Linked DNA regions of Homo sapiens: region 1 is linked to region 2. Evidence: chromatin loops called from intact Hi-C (ENCODE). Cell type or tissue: mammary epithelial cell. All regions are shown on one strand.

The links. Hi-C counts contacts between places; a loop is a spot of excess contacts. Peaks named below come from ENCODE experiments on the same cell type or tissue, not always from the same donor. Only the 100,000 strongest peaks of a DNase experiment are listed, where the experiment ranks them.
Region 1: it touches region 2 in a loop (2.1-fold over the local background); 4 of 110 quality-filtered maps call a loop at or near these places.

Annotation. Positions count from the first base shown.
Region 1 is chr12:118,185,042-118,187,541 of GRCh38, forward strand. The region is part of intron 14 of TAOK3 (TAO kinase 3); the gene reads right to left. Among named protein-coding and RNA genes, the nearest start is that of PEBP1, 50 kb to the left of the region's middle. In mammary epithelial cell, no CTCF peak of the experiment used is centred here; a DNase peak (open chromatin) is centred at 1,190; H3K27ac peaks cover 665 bases.
Region 2 is chr12:118,236,965-118,239,464 of GRCh38, forward strand. TAOK3 (TAO kinase 3) reads right to left here. Exons shown (of 21, transcript NM_016281.4): 6 at 2,263-2,308; 7 at 1,109-1,205. Among named protein-coding and RNA genes, the nearest start is that of PEBP1, 100 kb to the left of the region's middle. RefSeq lists enhancers at 347-416, 557-606. In mammary epithelial cell, no CTCF peak of the experiment used is centred here; a DNase peak (open chromatin) is centred at 1,137; H3K27ac peaks cover 1,664 bases.

The DNA of each region.
Region 1 (2,500 bases), 52 kb before region 2:
TAGTATTTCTGGTGATGGAGACACAGAGCACAAGTGGATCCAGAAGAAGGGGCACATTTAAGGAAAAAAAAAAAAACTAGCTGTATCCAGGTTGTGGATTATAAAATTATGTATAATTTCTGAATCTGAATTATTACTTATTTCATGTATCTAGAATATGAAAAATAAACAAATAATAAATAATGTGCCATGAAAAGGAAGACCAAAACTTTTTTTCTAAAGGTTCCTATAGCTGTTCAATGCTACTTTATTTAATTCCAGCAAAATTCGGCCCTAAAACAAACCACTTCATCTGAAGTGCAGAGTGTCCCTACTGTGTACAAAACACTGCACTAGAAGGGTAATAAGCAACTTCCTGAACATAAAACAAGAGCATGGTGGCTGATGATGTTACCCTCTTAAGAGATCAAAGCCAACTTACAAGATTAATAATATGTAGGAATCAAAATGATGCATATGATAAAAGTGGCCACCTCAGCACTTAGAACAAATGAAATTTATAGCAAGTTCTTAAAAAGAATACAGTGAGTCACATTTTGGCATTAGAAACTTAACATTCTATTCTTTAGAATACCTAAGGAAAAACTGTTTTTTAAATTTTTGCTAAAAGTAATGACTGATAACAGGCAATTCTGCATTTATAAAAGAATATGTTACATGAGGAATTCTGAAATGCAAACTTATAAATCCAAATTCTCATGTGATAGCAAGGCTGGAGGTGACCTCATTCATTCGTTCATTCATTTATTCAATACACATTTATTGACAGACTTTGACCATATGGGTTGGGCATGTAGATTGGACAGCATAAGTGAGAAATGGTATCAGCAATGACCTTAGTGAGTTAAGAAGCCAAGAATAAGTAAAGAGATATGCAATATTTTGATAAGCATCCTCTGGTATACTGTCCAGGAAGAGAACACATTTTCAAGCATTTAGAAACAGGATGAAACAGTAGCATTTACTGCTGAGGCTCTCATATTTTTATTTTTAGGTATCAAATTCATTCACGTATCCAATTTCACAATTAGCTGAATTATTAGGGTGCATTTTAAAAACTCCAAATGAAGACTCTCTATGAGCTTTTCTATCGAATCTGGCAAAGCGAAGTAAAAGACTCTATATTTGCATGAATAGAACAATAATACTTTTCTCCTACATGCCTCCTTGGGAATTCCCCTATCACACCCTTCTCCCTGACATGTGTTCTAACATAAATTCGCCTCTGTAATGCAGTCACAGGTGAATTTGTGTTAGAACACACATTAGGAAGAGGGGCAGTGAGAATTCCTTCACAAAACCAAAAGCTGAACTCTGATAGATACACTGCTCTTTATATTAATATCTCTATCACAGAAACGGCCAAGAGCCCCAGACACTACAAAGTTTTCAGAAGAAATGACATCAGATGTAGCAACAGCTAAAAACACCCTCATGAATCACTAATATAATTAAAATATGAGGCTCTCCATAAAAACTCAAGGAAGGCACATCTCAAAGGCCCAAGAAGTCAGATTAGTGATTCTGCAGAACTATATAAACAACTTTTTTCCAGATAACACATGAGCCCAATATGAACTTCCTTACAGAAGAAGGAAAAGAAAGGTTAAAATAAAGATGCCATGAAATACCCTTCCTTTTCCTAATTCTTCAAAATAAGGGCAATAATCTCTGCCCTTAGAAAATTATAAAAATTATACAATTGTAATAAAAAGTTACAATGCTAAAGTTTTCTCAGGATTTCATCTGGTATCAAAGTTTATAGTCCTTCCTTATCCTTTGTTACAAATCCAACTGTGCAGCAGTGCATAATACAAAAATCTCAGTTATAAGGTGCCAAAATAATAAAGACATGTAGCAATACAGACCCAATGCCCATGGGCTTCTTCATATACTTGTCAGTAACCTCATTCAAAAGCACAATGTTGAAAGTGATACTAAGGGGGAAAAGCACAAAGCCAGGCCTCTTTTAGGCTTATGTTGAAGAAGTAGGCTCATAAACAAATTTTAGGAAGACTAATATCTTTGTCAGTTTGCAAGTAAATTTAAAATATGCATTTCATCATTTATTTATCTAGTTATTGAAAAACTAATTTCTAAATTCCTTTTCCCTGTTCACCTTTGGACCTCTTTGTGACTTGTTAGCGCCTCTACTAGAAGATGTTAAAGAACGAGTAAAACCAAAATAAATGAATAAATAAATATAGTATTGCCACCAACTATGAGAAGGCAAGGTTTCAACAATGACTTGATTTTTTATTATACTGGACTTTCACTTTCCCATGATCTTGCTCTTACTTTTATGTCATTTTAGTCATTTTCATTTGAGCTGGGGTCCATAAAACACAACAGAATTCATAATATATTTTTAAAAATTAAATATTTTATGATATTCCAGTGTCCTCATTTATACACTACTGTTGGCATTAGGCTTTAAAATAATATAGTGGGTAGAATTGTAGTACTTGGTAATATACATTAAAAAATCCATACCCATAGT
Region 2 (2,500 bases):
AGCTTTAAATGAGAGCAGGCAAAATAATCACAAGCAAGTTGGCAGTAGTATTAACACCTTGGTACCAAAGACATATATTTACAAAAAGTTGTCAGATCCATAGACATTATGATAATTTTATTTAATCAGTATTTATTAACATGATTAGGTTCACTCTTTGTCCTTAATTCCCAGCAGGATTTCGGTCTGCCTATCTTTAGGAAGTTCTGCTTTTGTGGTACCAGTAAGTGGTCATGGCTACACTGGGGTGATTAAAACAGAAGCAAAAGAGGAACCATAACCCAATAGTTTCACTTCTTCCTAGTAAATGCCAGTTGTTTTCTTTCATTTGTGAGCCATCTCAGATTCTTCATACCTAATATTTCACTCCTCCTCCCCTCATTCATTAATGTAACTGTACTAAAAGTTCATTACTGAGAGAAGAAAAGATTGGTAACATGTTTCTCTAGAAGTTAATGGAGGGAGGGAGGTTGCAGGGAGGAGAGTGTGGTTGTGGTAGAGAAAATACAAGGCAGAGAAAAGCCCTAGAATAGGAGTCAAGAAACTTGAGTTTCAATCCTTAACATATTACTTAAATTCTGTGAAACTCTGGGCAAGTTAAGTCTTTCTGAGCCCTGGTCTCTTCATATGCCAAAATACAGTAAAGATAATATCTTCCTAAGTATCTATATGAACTATAGAAATGAGAAATATTTTAAAGTTATAAAATAGCATATATTTATATAAGACTAGCTTGTTATTTGTAATAGGAAAGGGACAATAACTCTGCTAACAGATAAATATATGCAAGGAAGGTTAATTTTCTTTTCTTTTCTTCATGACACAGTATCTAAAGATTGGTGGGCCCTTTTTCAAATTTCCCTGCAACATTTAGCCTGGAGAACAGTTACCTACTGAACAAAGATGATATAATTGTGGATACGTAGGAGAGAATAAGAGATAGAAGCTAAATTCTGGCAACTTTATCCTTTATATCCAGAAGCAGCAATCTATTTGCTTCCCATGAATGCTTAGGCAACCTAAAAATTGGAGCATGCACTAATTTTCAAGGTTCCTGGAATAGACAGTCCTGCAACTGAAAAGAAACATAACTGGTCTCTAATCTTACCTATGAATCAATGCATGAGAATGTAGGTAGGCTAGTCCATGCAAGGCTCCATGAGTAATGGCAGCGATCTCCACTTCCTGAAGTGGTTTTTTATGAACTGAGGAAGGAAAAAAAAAAAAGTCAGTAGATGATCAGTTTCATTCCTCATTTTATTATTTTATACAGCTATACCAGACTGGGTTACATACTTTCTCACATGACAATTTGGGAACACATTCACCTAGATCTTCTATAGAAGATAATAAGTGATCAGACAACAGGAAACCCAAGTATATAAACACAAATGACCCTTCAAAACAAAAATAAAACAAAGAAAGCCTGATATTCCTTAAATGATGCATTGTTAATTTACTTATCAGTTGCAAGCCAAGCCACACTGATTCCAATTAACCAGGCCCAAATTAACCAGTCCCTTCCAACATTTCAATGTCTGGAGTGTTCTAGGTTACATTTTCCTCCTCTGCCACAAAGCCATCTTTAATTACCCCTTCAAACTACAGGTTTTCATTATTTGTGAAAGAAGCTAATAAGCAATTTCTATTCAGAGATCAACAGTGATTTAATTTTTTTTTTTTTTTTGAGACAGGGGTCTCACTCTGTTACCCAGGCTGGAGTGCAGTGTTTCAATCAAAGCTCACTGCAGCCTTGAATTCCTGGGCTCAAGTGATCCTCCTGTCTCAGACTCCTAAGTAGCTGGTATTATAGGTGTTAGCCTCTGTGCCTGGCTCAAGATATTTTTTTTAAAGTAAATTTTTAACACAGCCTCTGGTTATAGCAGCATCTGCAGAGAGGAATGGGGTCAGTCAAGATTTCTGAAAGGGTTTAACATCAATATAACGTGAGACTATCTACCTCTCTTTCACATATACCCATGAATATGATGTTTTTGGCTACATGTACCATATCACATTAGCCAAACATTTTGGTAGTACCTGCCCTGGATGGGCCATGAACTAAAACAGCAGGAAGACTGCTAACATCACTCAGACACTTTCAGTGGCATTGAAGAGAGGAAGTGTGCATGGCTTATCCACACCACCCTAAAGCTCAAGCCATCATTCAATTAGACTGCCCAAACTACACTTTAGTATGGCGGTAGATAACATTCTGATCAAAGTAAAACAGAAAGGAGAGTTTAATTCCTTCTTTCTTACCTTCTAATAAATCAGAGGCTGAGCCTAAGCAATATTCCATCACCAACTATAAGAGATTAAAATAATATTCAGAATAATGAAAGTTAATTTAAAAACTGCTGAAACCAACTAAACAACCAATCAAGGAACTAAGAATACTAGGTGAATAAATATTCTGATCTACCCGAACTTGGACTGAATTTTTGTCATCTGGCACTAATTGATTTTTATAATTTTCATCATCTCAGTTTTTATTATT